2 separate regions of the Homo sapiens genome follow, and region 1 is linked to region 2. The links are chromatin loops, found by intact Hi-C in ENCODE. Cell type or tissue: B cell. All regions are shown on one strand.

The links. Hi-C counts contacts between places; a loop is a spot of excess contacts. Peaks named below come from ENCODE experiments on the same cell type or tissue, not always from the same donor. Only the 100,000 strongest peaks of a DNase experiment are listed, where the experiment ranks them.
Region 1: it touches region 2 in a loop (27-fold over the local background); 5 of 110 quality-filtered maps call a loop at or near these places.

Annotation. Positions count from the first base shown.
Region 1 is chr5:139,248,214-139,256,213 of GRCh38, reverse strand. No RefSeq gene overlaps it. Among named protein-coding and RNA genes, the nearest start is that of SNHG4, 22 kb to the left of the region's middle. In B cell, CTCF peaks have their summits at 4,587 and 4,788 (motif pointing left); a DNase peak (open chromatin) is centred at 4,793.
Region 2 is chr5:139,388,292-139,396,291 of GRCh38, reverse strand. MZB1 (marginal zone B and B1 cell specific protein) reads left to right here and starts at 6,379. Exons shown (of 4, transcript NM_016459.4): 1 at 6,379-6,612; 2 at 7,707-7,831. The coding sequence starts at 6,436. It overlaps PROB1 (proline rich basic protein 1), which reads left to right and starts at 1,188. Exons shown (of 1, transcript NM_001161546.2): 1 at 1,188-5,700. The coding sequence starts at 1,211. The coding sequence ends at 4,258. It also overlaps a transcript of SPATA24 not described here. RefSeq lists silencers at 1,673-1,962, 3,513-3,922, 5,193-5,242 and enhancers at 2,593-2,762, 2,773-2,982, 3,293-3,342, 4,258-4,552, 6,213-6,622 and 3 more. In B cell, CTCF peaks have their summits at 1,757, 1,956 (motif pointing left), 3,349 and 3,549 (motif pointing right); DNase peaks (open chromatin) are centred at 1,991, 3,531, 6,361, 7,601 and 1 weaker place; H3K4me3 peaks cover 5,189 bases; H3K27ac peaks cover 5,266 bases.

The sequences.
Region 1 (8,000 bases), 140 kb after region 2:
GTGGTGGTTGATGCCTGTAATTCCAGCACTTTGGGAGGCCGAGGCGGGCAGATGGGTTGAGTCCAGGAATTTGGGACAAGCCTGGGCAACATGGCAAAACCCTGTCTCTACAAAAAATACAAAAATTAGCCGGGCATGGTGGTGTGGGCCTGTAGTCTCAGCTACTTGGGAGGCTGAGGTGGGAGGATCACTTGAGCCTGTGAGGCAGAGATTCCAGTGAGTAGAGATTTTGTGAGACCCTGTCTCAAAAAAATTAAAAAATACAAAATAAAATAAAATAAACCTTAAAGGCCTAAAACAACAGTGATCATTTATTATCTCTTAATGATTTCTGAGGGTCAGGAATTCAGGAGGAGTTAGCTGGGTGGTTCTGACTCAAGATTTCTCTTGAGGTTGCAGTTAAAAGATGTCAGTGGCCAGGCACGGTGGCTCACGCCTGTAATCCCAGCACTTTGGGAGACCGAGGCAGGTGGATCACGAGGTCAGGAGATCGAGGCCATCCTGGCTAACACGGTGAAACCCTGTCTCTACTAAAAATACAAAAAAAATTAGCCAGGCGTGGTGGCAGGCGCCCGTAGTCCCAGATACTCAGGAGGCTGAGGCAGGAGAATGGCGTGAACCCGGGAGGCAGAGCATGCAGTGAGCCGAGATCGCGCCACTGAACTCCAACCTGGGTGACAGAGCGAGACTCCGCCTCAAAAAAAAAAGACGTCAGTGGCCGGGCATGGTGGCTCATGCCTGTAATCCCGGCACTTTGGGAGGCCGAGGCGGGTGGATCACCTGAGGTCAGGAGTTCGAGACCAGCCTGGCCAACATGGCGAAACCCTGTCTCTACTAAAAATAAAATTAAAAAAAATTAGCCGGGTGTGGTGGTGGGCACCTGTAATCCCAGCTACATGGGAGGCTGACGCGGAATTGCTTGAACCCGGGAGGCAGAGGTTGCAGTGAGCCAAGATCGCGCCATTGCACTCCAGCCTAGGCAACAAGAGCAAAACTCTGTCTAAAAAAAAAAAAAGACGCCGGGCGCGGTGGCTCACGCCTGTAATCCCAGCACTTTGGGAGGCCGAGGCGGGCGGATCATGAGGTCAGGAGATCGAGACCATCCTGACCAACATGGTGATAACCCCATCTCTATTAAAAATACAAAAATTAGCTGGGTGTGGCGGTGGGTGCCTGTAATCCCAGCTACTCGGGAGGCTGAGCCAGGAAAATGGCTTGAACCCAGGAGGTGGAGGTTACAGTAAGCCAAGATCATGCCACTGCACTCCAGCCTGGTGACAGAGGAAGACTCTGTCTCAAAAAAAAAAAAAAAAAAAAAGATGTCAGCTAGGATCACAATTATCTGAAGGCTTAACTAGAGCTGGAGGGATCTGCTCCCAAGACAGCTCATTCATATGGCTGTGGCTGGAGGCCTCAGTTGCTCACCATGTGGACCTCCCCACAGGACTGTTTGAGTGTACTTATGACATGGCAGCATGTTCTCCAAGAAGGAGGGCAAGGAGGAAGCCACAATGCATTTTCTTTAACTTTTCATTTTGGAATAAATTCAGATTCACAGACAAGTTGCAAAGATAGTATACTGAGTTTCTATAGTCCCATGTACATTTCACCCAGCTTTCCTCTAATGTTAATATCTTACATAACCATAGTACATTTGCCAAAACTAATAAATTAACACTGGGGGCCGGGCGTGGTAGCTCACGCCTGTAATCCCAGTACTTTGGGAGGCCGAGGCTGGCGGATCACGAGGTCAGGAGATTGAGACCATCTTGGCCAACATGGTGAAACCCCGTCTCTACTAAAAATATAAGAATTAGCTAGATGTGGTGGCGCATGCCTGTAATCCCAGCTACTCGGGAGGCTGAGGCAGGAGAATCACTTGAACCTGGGCAGCAGAGGCTGCAGTGAGCAGAAATTGCTACACTGCACTCCGGCCCGGGTAACAGAGCGAGACCCTGCCTCAAAAAAAAAAAAAAAAAAAAAAATTGGTACATTACTGTTAACGAAACTTTTTTCAGATTTCACCAGTTTTTCAATTAATGTTCTTTTTCTGTTCTAAGATCCCATCTAGGATATTATGTTGAATTTAGTCATCATGTTTCTGTAGTCTCCTTCAATCTGTGACAGTTTCTCAGTTCATCTTTTTTGTGACCTTCACAATTTTGAAGAGTACTGATCAGATCTTTTGTAGAACATCCCTCAATTTGGGTTTGTCTGATGCTTTCTCATGAGCAGACTGGGGTAGGCATAATGCCTTTTATTACTTTGTCTTAGAAGTCACACACCATTACTTCCATTCCATTCTTTAGAAAGGCGTCAGTAAGTACATATAACAGTTAAGGGGAGTGGAGTTAGTTCTAGCTCTTGAAGGAAGGAATATCAAAGAATTTGTGGGCATATTTTATGTGCTTATTTTTGAGGGTCACACTGTAGGCTTTATTTATTTATTTATTTTGGGGGGTCACCTAGGCTGGAGTACAGTGGCATGAACACAGTTCACTGCAGCCTCAACCTCCTGGGCTCAAGTGATTCTCCCATCTCAGCCTCCCGAGTAGTTGGGACTACAGACATACGCCACCATGCCTGGCTAATTTTTATATATATATTTTGTAGAGATGGGGTTTTGCTATGTTGCCCAGGCTGGTCTCGAACTCCTGGGCTGAAGTGATCTGCCCACCTTGGCCTCCCAAAGTGCTGGGATTACAGGCATAAGCCACCACTCTTGGCCTTTGTGGGCATATTTTAAAAACACCACGAAAGGGTCAAGGAAGACCTCCCTAACGAAGTGACATTTGAACAAAGACTTGAAATAAGGAAAGGAGCAAACTGTGGGGGTATCATGGGTAAAGCTTTGTAGACACAGGGGACAGCCAGTGCAAAGGACCTGAGGCAGGAGTGTGAGTAGCAATGTTTGAGGAATAGTCAGAAATCCCATGTGGCTTGCCAGAGACAGCAAGGGGGAAGAGTGTTAGGGCATGAGGTCAAAGTTTGTGGATTGAGAGTAAGGAAGTTAATGTGGGGCTTTGTAGGACATGGTAAGGAATTTGGATTTTACGTAGGGTGAAATGGGGAGCCATTGAAGGGCTTTGAGCAGAGGAGAGAACTGATTTTATTTTATTTATTTATTTATTTATTTATTTATTTTGAGATGGGGGCCTCACTCTGTCACCCAGACTGGAGTGCAGTGGTGCAATCTCAGCTCACTGCAACCTCCACCTCCTGGGTCCAAGCGATTCTCCTGCCTCAGCCTCCCAAGTAGCTGGGATTACAGGCACAAGCCACCATACCCGGCTAATTTTTTGTATTTTTAGTAGAGACGGAGTTTCACCATGTTGGCCAGGCTGGTCTCAAACTCCTGACCTCAAGTGATCCACCCGCCTTGGCTTCCCAACGTGCTGGGATTACAGGCGTGAGCCACCGCACCCAGTCAAGACATGATTTTAAAAAGATCACTTGGCCGGGCCTGGTGACTCACGCCTGTAATCCCAGCACTTTGAAAGGCTGAGGCAGGCGGATCACCTGAGGTCTCCAGCCTGGCCAACATGGTAGAACCCTGTCTCTACTAAAAATACAGAAAAATTAGCCAGGCCTCGTGGCGGACACCTGTAATCCCAGCTACTTGAGAGTCTGAGGCATGAGAATTGCTTGAACCCGGGAGGTGGAGGTTGCAGTGAGCCAAGATCGTGCCACTGCACCCCACCCTGGGTGATGGAGCAAGACTCCGTCTCAAAAAAAATAAAAAATAAAAAATAAAAGGATCACTCTGGTTGCTGTATGAATAGACTATAGGTGGCAAGAGTGGAAGCTGCATGTCAGATGAGGAAAAACGCAGTGTTCCTTCAGCAGGAGGCTCTTTCCATAGTCCAGGTGAGAGATAATGGTTATTATCTAATTTAATCTCTAACTAAAGGGCCATTATGAAGATTAAATAAGACAACACATTTAGGGTGCCTGATGCATAGTGGGTGCTTAGTACAATAGAGCAAGGAGCAGCGTTTCAAGAGGAGGAAATGAAAATCTCTGGGTTTGAACATTATTCTTTTATGCTCAGTATGTGGCTTGGCTCAGGGCTTATAAGGAAGAGAAAACTCATTTCTTGACTTTGAGGTGCTGAGTTGGGTGGGTTGGACATTCCTGCAAGAAATAATTCCAACATGACGGGCTAAGTTCTACAGCTGGTTCAGCATAGGGATTCTGAGGGTGCTGGGAGGAATGCCTGATTTGGGCAAAGTACCAAAGAGGAGACTTAGTGTTAGCTAAACAGAGAAGAGAGAAAGGGACTGTTAGGCAGAAAGTACAGCATTCTCAAAAGCCCAGAGGTGTTTCTGTGCCCACTTTAACAGCAACCATCCTTCTGTGAGGCTCGGAGGAGGTGGCTGAGCCAGGTCAAACTCAGAGCTGTCTGAATTTCAAGACCTACATTTCCATCTACCCCGACACACTGCTGGTCCTATGTGACAAGCCCCTCCTGCACTTAACTCATGGTCTTGCTGGTTATACCCCCAGCAGACCCTGCCATGCAGTGGATTGAGGAGTTCTCAAAATGCTGAGGCCTTTTATCCTCAAACTAGTATTACTGTAACACTAAATAGCACCTACAGAGGGAGAGGAAATTGTTCTGTTGGGGTATGGGGCTCCTGTGGCCAAGGCTTTGGCAAGCCTCTGGCTACAGGGGAAATGTGAGTGCTGTGGTCCTGAGGCCCCTCTCCCACAGACTCACCAGCACTGATTCAAAAAACCCTGCAAAATACTCCGCCCATTTTACAGATGGAGAAAAGTGCCCTCTGCCGGCAGAAGACTTTGGCGTGAAAATGAACTTCCTCTTGGCCTTGGAAATCACCAGTTACAATTCAGCTGGGTGAGCTTCCCTCCAGAGAGGCATGGGAAAGAGAAACAAAGAAGCAGGAAAGCCAAAAGGACAACAGAGAGCTAGAAAAACTGAGGATAACACTATTAGAGGATGCAGAATGAATCGGGGCAGGAAGGGGCAGAATGTCTGAGGAAAGTTATTTAAAAAAAAAAAGAAAACAGCTGAAAAGTAATAAGGAGAAAATGCATTTCTCTGAAATAAATGCCAGCTGATCATTGTCCCCTCTGTTTCTAGAGAGCGATATAGCAGCTTCAGCATCTGCACTCAGTTCACTCTCACTGGCACCCCGCGGGAGAGGCAGGGCGGCGATGGCTCCCCATGAGCTTCTCGTCCTTCCATTCCTTCATTCCTTAAACAGATATTTATTAAGAACTGACTTTGGTGCCGGGCGCGGTGGCTCACGCCTGTAATCCCAGCACTTTGGGAGGCCGAGGCGGGTGAATCATGAGGTCAGGAGATCGAGACCATCCTGGCTAACAAGGTGAAACCCCGTCTCTACTAAAAATACAAAAAAAAAAAATTAGCCGGGCGCGGTGGCGGGCGCCTGTAGTCCCAGCTACTCGGGAGGCTGAGGCAGGAGAATGGCGTGAACCCGGGAAGCGGAGCTTGCAGTGAGCCGAGATTGCGTCACTGCAGTCCGCAGTCCGGCCTGGGTGACAGAGCGAGACTCCGTCTCAAAAAAAAAAAAAAAAAAAAAAAAAAAAAAAAAAAAAAAAGAACTGACTTTGGGTCAGAGACTGTTCAAGGTGCTGGGGTTATAATTTTTTTTTTTTTTTGAGACAGGGTCTCACTCTGTTGCCCAGGCTGGAGTGCAGTGGTGCAATCTCAGCTCACTGCAACCTCCGCCTCCCGGGTTCAAGCCATTCTCATGCCTTAGCCTCCCAAGTAGCTGGGATTACAGGCATGTGCCACCATCCCTGGCTAATTTTTGTATTTTTAGTAGAGACGAGGTTTCCGCTAGGTTGACCAGGCTGGTCTCCAACTCCTGACCTCAAGTGATCCACCTGCCATGACCTCTCAAAGTGCTGGGATTACAGGTGTGAGCCACTGCGCCCGGCCTGGTGCTGGGGATATAATTGTGAGCAGGCAATAAACAGGTAAGTGAGTTAATAAACCCATTTTAGACAGCAGCACATACAATGAAGAAAATGAAACAGTAAAACGATGGGATGTGTCCAGGAGGCTGCCTCCCAACTAAGGTGTTCTCACCTGGGCAACGACAGCAGTTAACAGGACCTTCCTCACCAGGTCACCGTGAGGATTGTAGGACTTAATGGATGTAAGCGCTGAGCACAGTGCCTGGCAGACAGCGACTCTCATCATTATTATCCTAGTGCAGGCAGGGTCCATTTCTTAGAGGGTGTTTTGTTACCATTGTTGGACTGTGTGCTCTTTGAAGGAAAGGACTATTGTGTATATTGTTTTCTGTTGAAAAGACAACCCCACAGCACAATTTCTGGCATATAATCAGTAAATATTTGTTGGATAAGTAAGCAAATTCCACCCCCTCGCCTTTTTTTATTTTTATTTTTTGAAATGCAGTCTTGCTCTGTCGCCCAGGCTGCAGTACAGTAGCACAACCTTGGCTCACTGCAACCTCTGCCTCCTGGGTTCAAGCAATTATCCTACCTCAGCCTCCAAAGTAGCTGGGATTACAGGCATGCACCAACATGCCTCGCTAATTTTTGTTTGTTTGTTTGTTTGTTTTTTAGTAGAGATGGCATTTCACCATGTTGGCCAGGCTGGTCTCAAACTCCTGACCTCAAGTGATCCACCCACCTCCGCCTCCCAAAGTGCTGGGATTACAGGCATGAGCCACCACACCCGACCACAAATTCTCAGTTCACCAATAGAGAAACCAAGGCCCACTGGGCACAGTGGCTCACACATGTAATCCCAACAGTTTGAGAGGCCAAAGTGGGCAGCTCTCTTGAGCTGAGGAGTTCAAGACCAGCCTGAGCAACATGGTGGAACCCCCATCTCTACAAAAAATACAAAAAATTAGCCGGGCATGGTGGCACACACCTGTATTTCCAGCTACTCAGGAGGCTAAGGTAGGAGGATGGTTTGAGCCTGAGAGGCAGAAGGTTGCAGTGAGCCAGGATTGTGCCACTGCACTCCAGCCTGGACAACAGAGCTAGACCCTGTCTCAAAAAAAAAAAAAAAAAAGAAAAGAAAAAAAGCGAGAAACCAAGAACCAAGGCTGAGAGTTTTGAGGATTAAAACCATCCAGCTAAGTTAGTGGCAGAACCTAAACCTCTGGATGAGAAGGATCCAGACCCAGGGATTGGTAGAGCTCAGTCCTGATGGCTCTAGAGCCCATGTGCTCTCTGGATAAAGGTTGATGGAGAATGGTGGGATGTGGCTGGAAGAGATCCAGAGAGGCTTTTGATCCCACCTCAAAAGTGGGCTTAAAAGGACCCCTGTGCCCTGTGACTCTCCTTATTCTCCCAATCTCTCTTGACCAACTACAAAGACAAGAAGAGCTTGGCACCCGCCAAAAAGACATCTGAATCTTGCTCATTCTTGCAGCCAAGGGCTATTCCCCAGCAGCAAGCCACATTTCCTGCAGAATCATCCATTTCTTTCACCCTTGGCTACTGAGTTTTCCTTTCTTCTTTCTTTTTCTTTTTCTTTTTTTTTTTCCTTTGAGACGGAGTCTTGCTCTTGTTGCCCAGGCTAGAGTACAATGGCGCGATCTCGGCTCACCGCAACCTCCACCTCCCAGGTTCAAGTGATTCTCCTGCCTCAGCCTCCCAAGTAGCTGGGATTACAGGCATGCACCACCACACCCGGCTAATTTTGTATTTTTAGTAGAGATGGGTTTTCACCATGTTGATCAGGCTGGTCTCGAACTCCCAACCTCAGGTGATCTGCTTGCCTCAGCCTCCCAAAGTGCTGGGATTACAGGCGTGAGCCACCGCATCTGGCCCAGCTTTCCTTTTTCCTGTCCTTTCCTTCTGCCCCCCTTGCCTAAAGCTTTCCCTTTCGGAGCCCTGTCTCTTCCCCTCTCATTCATTCCTCTTGTTCCAGATCTCTGATCTTTATATACCTCCCCTTCTCCTTTCCCTCCTTCCCTCCCTCCATAAAGCAATAGCCTTGCTCTTTCCTCCCTAGATTGAAGGGCAGT
Region 2 (8,000 bases):
CAATTTGCACAAGTTGCACAGGCAGGGCTGGATGGGATGGAGCAGCAACATTTTTTCAGAAGCCATCACCGAGTGCCCCCTAGGTGATCATGGGGACACACCCAGGCAGAGGACCCACTTCAGGGGTCAGATTAGCCCAGTGTAGCCTGTCCTGGGTCGGTTTGAGGCCAAGTGCACAGGAGGGGGCAGTGCTCTTGCTCCAGGGCCAGCTGGGGCCTGAGTCATAGCAGGACCTTGAAGCCAGAAGTTTAAGGGCAAGTGGTGCCCACAGTTGTAAGACAATGACAGGTGGTGGTTGCCTCCCCACCAGCGCCTGTCCCCAGGGCAGGTCCTAAGGCTGTGGGGGCTGAAGTTAGGGCCTTGTGAATACCTGGGGGAGCACAGGGCTGTTCTGGCCGCAGGGGCCTTTGGAGCTGGGACCACAAGCTACTTCGAAGCTTCCTGTAGGACCCCACATCGGTATCCAGGGCCTGTTCTAGGTGCTGAGGCAGACTGAAAGCTAGAGCTGTCCACTCCAGCTCCTTCCAATAGGTCCCACCGAGGGCAGTGGGTCCAGCCAGTGGTAGTACCTTCCTGAGGCCCTGAGGAGTCAGGGAAGCCTCTAGCGGTGCTCCTCACTCTACTGAAGGGGATCAGGAAGAGTGTAACTGGGGTCAAGAAAGGTGGTGTGTGCACCCTTAAGAGCTCTAGCTGAGGCCAGCAATGGCAATGGGGGTCCCCTGCAGTGATGCTAAGGCACCCGGGGCTGAGGGGAAGATGAAATTGCTGGCCCTACCTGAGTCTCCTGGCCTGAAGGTCTGGTTCACCCGCTCACAGCCTGAACTGCACACAGCAGTGCCTGACTTCAGGCGGATCCCTGCTGGGCTTCAGTTTCCTCACCTGTGATAGGTGGAGTTGGGCCTAACTCCTGGCTCCAAGGCTTTGAAAGTTGGGCCTGCCATTCCCTCACCTGCCTGTCAGCCAAAGCTTGGAGCCCACCCCAGGTACTCCGGCTTGTGCCTGAGAAGGGGGTTAGTTGGGCATGGGGGCTGGACAGGGAAGGGTGCAGGGCCCAGGTCTTTTCTGCTGCCGGCGCCGCTGGCTCAGGAGTGGACGCGGCCGCTTTAAGGCGCGGTGACCCCCACGGCATCCTCGGGCGGGGCGGGGACAGTGCCGGCGCCACCAGCGGAGGCGAATGCGAGGGAGATAGTGCACGGCGTCCGGCCCCACCATGCTGACCGCGCTCGCCCCGCCAGCCCTGCCTGGGATCCCGAGGCAGCTGCCCACGGCCCCCGCGCGGCGCCAGGACTCCTCCGGTTCGTCAGGCTCCTACTACACGGCTCCAGGTTCTCCGGAGCCCCCGGACGTTGGGCCGGACGCGAAAGGCCCAGCGAATTGGCCCTGGGTGGCTCCTGGGCGGGGGGCGGGCGCGCAGCCTCGCCTGTCCGTCAGCGCCCAGAATAGCCGCCAGCGGCACGGGCCCGGCTCGGGTTTCCCGCGAGGCCCAGGTTCCGGCCCACGGCCACCCCAGCCCCAGCTGCGCACGCTGCCGTCGGGGGAGATGGAAGTCATCTTCGGCGTCGGACCCCTGTTCGGCTGCTCCGGCGCAGACGATCGCGAGGCGCAACAACAGTTCACGGAGCCGGCCTTCATCAGCCCCTTGCCGCCGGGGCCAGCGTCTCCCGCCGCGGTCCCACGCCAGTCCCAGGTCCCCGATGGTGGCTCCCGCTGGGCCACCTACCTAGAGCTGCGGCCCCGTGGGCCAAGTCCTGCCGCCCCAGCGCAGTTCGAGTGTGTGGAGGTGGCTCTGGAGGAGGGCGCCGCGCCCGCCAGGCCCCGGACAGTGCCCAAGCGTCAGATCGAGCTGCGCCCCCGGCCCCAGAGTCCCCCAAGGGCGGCCGGCGCGCCGCGCCCCCGGCTGCTCCTGCGCACCGGTTCCCTGGACGAGTCGCTGGGCCCCCTGCAGGCCGCCGCGGGCTTCGTGCAGACGGCGTTGGCCAGAAAACTGAGCCCCGAGGCCCCGGCCCCGAGCAGCGCCACCTTCGGGTCCACGGGGCGGTCGGAACCTGAGACCCGGGAAACGGCCCGCAGCACCCACGTGGTCCTGGAGAAGGCTAAGTCTCGGCCACTTCGCGTACGAGATAATTCGGCCCCCGCCAAGGCCCCGAGGCCGTGGCCCAGCCTCCGCGAGCGCGCGATTCGGCGCGACAAGCCTGCGCCCGGGACGGAGCCGCTGGGTCCTGTTAGTTCCAGCATCTTCCTTCAGTCAGAGGAGAAGATCCAGGAGGCGCGGAAGACTCGGTTCCCGCGAGAGGCGCCGGATCGAACTGTTCAGAGGGCACGGAGTCCGCCTTTTGAGTGTAGGATCCCCTCGGAGGTTCCGAGTAGGGCTGTGAGGCCAAGGAGCCCGTCCCCGCCACGGCAGACTCCAAATGGGGCTGTACGGGGTCCTCGCTGCCCGTCGCCCCAGAACCTGTCCCCGTGGGATCGGACTACTCGGAGGGTGAGTAGCCCATTGTTCCCTGAAGCCTCCTCCGAGTGGGAAAATCAAAATCCTGCCGTCGAGGAAACTGTCAGCAGGAGAAGCCCTTCCCCTCCGATCCTTTCCCAGTGGAATCAGTGTGTTGCTGGGGAAAGGAGCCCGTCCCTCGAAGCCCCTTCCCTGTGGGAGATTCCACATTCGGCAGTCGCGGATGCGGTGGAGCCACGTAGCAGCCCGTCCCCGCCGGCCTTCTTCCCGTGGGAGGCTCCAGATCGTCCTATTGGAACTTGGGGCCCATCTCCCCAAGAGACATGGGATCCCATGGGGCCGGGCTCATCGATAGCATTTACTCAGGAAGCTCAGAATGGGTTAACTCAGGAGGAGTTGGCACCGCCTACACCGTCCGCACCCGGCACTCCAGAACCAACAGAGATGCAGAGTCCATCCACGCGGGAAATTTCAGATCTTGCCTTTGGAGGGAGTCAGCAGTCCCCAGAGGTAGCAGCACCCGAGCCGCCCGGCAGCCACCCTGTGGGCACCCTGGACGCGGATAAGTGCCCGGAAGTCTTGGGTCCTGGAGAGGCGGCCTCGGGACGCCCGCGCATGGCCATTCCGCGGCCTCGAGACGTGCGCAAGTTGGTGAAGACCACGTACGCGCCAGGCTTCCCGGCAGGAGCACAAGGCTCTGGGCTGCCTGCGCCTCCTGCCGACCCCTGCGGGGAGGAGGGCGGCGAATCCAAGACGCAAGAGCCGCCAGCACTGGGGCCCCCCGCCCCGGCTCACTACACTTCCGTTTTCATCAAGGATTTTCTACCGGTGGTGCCGCACCCCTACGAGCCTCCTGAACCGTCCTTCGACACGGTCGCCCGGGACGCCTCACAGCCCAACGGGGTCCTGCGGCGGAGGGCAGAGAACAGCACGGCGAAGCCCTTCAAGCGCACAGAGATCCGCCTGCCTGGGGCCCTGGCCTTGGGTCGCCGGCCCGAGGTAACCTCGCGAGTGCGAGCGCGCGGCCCTGGAGGAGAGAACAGGGATGTAGAGGCCCAGCGCCTGGTCCCCGACGGCGACGGTCGGACCAGCCCTCTAGGCGGCGCCCGCAGCTCATCCCAGCGCTCCCCCGTAGGGCCAGCAGGGGTCCGATCGCCCCGCCCCGGCTCCCCTCAGATGCAAGCCAGCCCGAGCCCTGGGATAGCACCCAAACCGAAGACACCACCTACGGCCCCCGAGCCCGCGGCTGCCGTCCAGGCGCCACTCCCGCGGGAGCCCCTGGCGTTGGCGGGCAGGACGGCCCCAGCCCAGCCCCGCGCTGCCTCGGCGCCTCCCACGGACCGGTCCCCGCAAAGCCCCTCCCAGGGAGCGCGCAGGCAGCCCGGGGCCGCGCCCCTGGGGAAGGTCTTGGTGGACCCCGAGAGCGGCCGCTACTACTTTGTGGAGGCGCCGCGGCAGCCTCGGCTGCGGGTGCTCTTCGACCCTGAGAGTGGGCAGTACGTGGAGGTGTTGCTGCCGCCCTCGTCTCCCGGGCCGCCCCACCGCGTCTACACCCCTCTGGCCCTGGGGCTCGGCCTCTACCCGCCCGCCTATGGGCCTATACCCAGCCTCTCTCTGCCACCGTCCCCGGGCCCGCAGGCCCTCGGCAGCCCCCAGCTACCCTGGGTCTCTGAGGCAGGGCCCCTGGACGGGACCTACTACCTGCCGGTGAGCGGGACCCCCAACCCCGCACCTCCTCTGCTCCTCTGTGCGCCGCCCTCCAGCTCAGGTCCCACCCAGCCCGGCAAGGGTTCATTGTTCCCGCTGTGAGGCCCCGGGCCGATCCCCATGGAGTTGGAGCCCTTGGATGCCTGGGAGGTTCTGGCATCCAAGCCCCTACCCTCCTCTCCTTCCGTCGCCTCTGTCTTTAACCCATCCCAGTCAGTCGTCGGACAGGAAGTGATCTTCAGAGAATGAATCTGAGCCCCGAGGCTGGTGGAGCTGGAGTCACCCAGGAAGTGGCTGCCTACTTCCTCCCCCAACAAAATTATGTATCCCTTTCCCAGGCATTCCCAGGGCGTGGTGTGGTGTGGTGTGTGGGTGTGTGTATATGTGTATATGCGGGCAAGCAAATAGGGAAAGTGAGGCATCCCTGGGCTTGTCCCCAGGAGCCGATCAGAGGAGGTGCTGTGGCTGCCGTGGGGCAGCAGGAACGGGAGCAGCAGGAGACAGGGCGGGGAACTGTCTGCCCTCCCTGATGGTGGGCCCAGCTGAGGTGAGGCTGGCCAGTGCCCCTGGTGAGGTGGCAGGAAGGACTCTGGCTGTCGAGTCTGCTCTTAGGAAGAGGAGCTGAGCTTTGGCCCTGGAGGTTACTGGGGGGAAAGTGGCCAGTACAGCCCAGGCCAGGCTGGCTCCGAGAAAGAGCTAAGGCGGGGGACAGCAGGTGGAGGCAAAGCAAGGAATACAGGGAGGGCCTGGGTTGGGGGTTAGCCTGGAACTTGGGGTGGGAAGATGGGGAGCCTGGCCCTCAGAGCTGAGCTGACTCATTTTTGGGCCAGGGGTGGGGCTTCAGTCCCCCACCCCCTACATCGGGAGTAGGTGAAATGGTCATCAGGAAGCTCTGAGAAGAGGGAGGGTTGGGCTCTTGTCCCACAGGAGCCTCTTGACCCCTCTGTGTGGCCAGAAGGTGGGTTAGGGCCAGCAGTAGAAGCGATACCCCTGGTGGAGTATCCAGAGGGATCTGAAGCTCTTGGCAGGTTCCACTCCCCAGTAACAGATGTGGCAACAATGGCCAGAGAGGGGCTGGCCCTACAGACCAGTCACAGCAAGGGACAGGGCCCAGAGCCTGCACTTCAGTTGCCCTGAGATTCCAGGAGCCTCTGAGGGAGATGAGGGGGGTCTGCATGAGGTGGGAGGTGGTGTGCGTGGGGGTCTGTATATAGTTCTGAACCGGAAATGGCTGGCCCTTGCCAGCCTGGTGTGTGATGTGATGAGTTTGGGAAGGACAGTTTCCATGAGAAGCAGTGGCAGGGATGGGGATGGATGCCTTCGTTGTTCCAGGCCTGTCAGGGGGCCCAGGTCCCTAGCAGTCCCTGCCCTCTGCCCTGGACTGGAAGCTGACTAGGAGAGCTACGAATCAGAACAACTGGCCATTTTCTAGCTGGAGATGCCAGCTCCGATGGCATGGAGGGCCCTGGGGCCACCCCAGGTGTCTTTACCTCATCCTGGTGTGTAATAAATCACTGACCATGGAGCCATCATGGCTGAAATAACTGGTGTGAGGTGCCTGATTTCCTGCCACAGCCTCTCAACACCCTCCACAGTGCCCTTCCACGCCTGGGTATGGCCTGGGTGGAGGGGACCTCAGGGCTAGGGAAGGAGACCATGTGTGTCTTGGAAACACTGTAGCATCCCTGTCTCCCTGAACTTGCCTCCCAGGAGGCTGGCAGCCACACCTCATTCCTTCTGGTGGTTGAGTGGCCAGGGAGCCTTGGGGTCAATCAGGCTTGGGTTTCTCAGCATGGCCCCTCTAGCTATGTGGCCTTGGATTTGTCACCTCTCTCTGAGCCTTTGTGTCGGAAGAGGCAGAATAAACATGACAGTCTCATTTCTCAGAAAGGTCAATGAAACAAAAAAAGATGACGGCAGCCAACCAACTCTTCCCACAAGGCACTCAGCACAGTGCCTGCCACTTGGCCAGATCACAGGATGTGGGCAGTATCGGCCCCTATGTGTTCCTGCCTAGGCCCAGCCCCTCTCCTTGCCTCAGTGCTCCCTATCTGTGAAATGGAGCTGAGATGGCTGGAGCCAGGGTCCAGCTAGAGGACAATGCCCACGTGGCATCTTCGGGGCCCTGGAGGAGGGAGTGGGAGGAGGATGGGAGGGGTGAGGTGTCAGTTCCCCATTGGTCTAGGCCAGGTGTTCTGTGGCGGTCCCCACACCACACAAGCACACACACATCTGCACCTCAACCACAGACTACACTTGCTGAACTGGCTCCTGGGGCCATGAGGCTGTCACTGCCACTGCTGCTGCTGCTGCTGGGAGCCTGGGCCATCCCAGGGGGCCTCGGGGACAGGGCGCCACTCACAGCCACAGCCCCACAACTGGATGATGAGGAGATGTACTCAGCCCACATGCCCGCTCACCTGCGCTGTGATGCCTGCAGAGCTGTGGCTTACCAGGTGAGTCCTTCACCACTGTCACCCTGCCCTGCTCACACCCCTTCTCAAGCCAGACCCCTCCACCCACCTCACATTCCACCACCGGCCTTTGATCCCCAATCCCTACCACTGGGCATCAAGCCACAGATGCAGCCTTTCATATATTCCATGCCTCAGTTTACCCATCTGCCTGCCTAACAGCAGACAATCTGGGAGACCTCCTCAGTATTTTGAGACCCCAGGGAATCACTCACTTGTCCTTAGACTTCTCCCTTTCCAGGCCCATCCTTGAGTCCGGACTCCCTCCCCAACCCTGACGGGGCGGCTTTGGCTATGTGTACATGGTGCAAGTGCACACGTGTGAGCGCCTGCACGTGAGTATGCGTGTGTCTGGCTTCACACACACACCTGCTGAGCATGCCTGCGTGCCAGTGTCTCTGTGAGGTGGGGGCCTGGGAGTACTTGTGTGATTGAATATTGGGCTCCAGTTTTTCTTACCTTGCTCTTGTGGTTTAAAATGGCACGTGCCGGCCGGGCGCGGTGGCTCACGCCTGTAATCCCAGCACTTTGGGAGGCTGAGCGGGGCCGATCGCCTGAACTCAGGAGTTCGAGACCAGCCTGGCCAACATGGTGAAACCCCGTCACTACTGAAAATACAAAATTTTAGCCGGGTGTGGTGGCACATACCTGTAGTCCCAGCTACCTGGGAGGCTGAGGGAGAAGAATCACTTGAACCTGGGAGGTGGAGGCTGCAGTGAGCTGAGATCGTACCACTGCACTCCAGCCTGGGCGACGAACGGCGTGAGACTCTCTCTAAATAAATAAATAAATAAAAATAAAATGACACTTGCCACTGGGCAGGTGTGCCCTGGACGAGGGACCCCAGTGCCCAGGCCTCACCTACCACTTCAGCATTTCTTTCCCATCCCCCATCCCCATCCCAGAGAGCTTTGGGGGCTGGGGGAGGGGCCATGCAACAGCCTCACAGGTGCTTCCTGCTCAAACGGCTCTCTTGCCACTTTATTTTCCCCAGAGACTCTGCTCCTATCCTCCCCACCTCCCCCTAACTGAGCAGCAGTCCTGAGGCCCTGCCTCCCAGTCCCTCCTTGTTCCAGATGTGGCAAAATCTGGCAAAGGCAGAGACCAAACTTCATACCTCAAACTCTGGGGGGCGGCGGGAGCTGAGCGAGTTGGTCTACACGGATGTCCTGGACCGGAGCTGCTCCCGGAACTGGCAGGAGTGAGTTGCCAATCCTGCCCCCCACCTCCCTCCTCCAAGGGCAGGCCTGGTGGGTGGAGATTCCCACTCAGCCGCTCACACAACACACACACTCCTCTAGGACTCTGGTCCAAGGGAGGGGCTGGCTGGGATGAAGTCTGGGCTCTGGAGCTGAGAGCAAGTGGGAGAG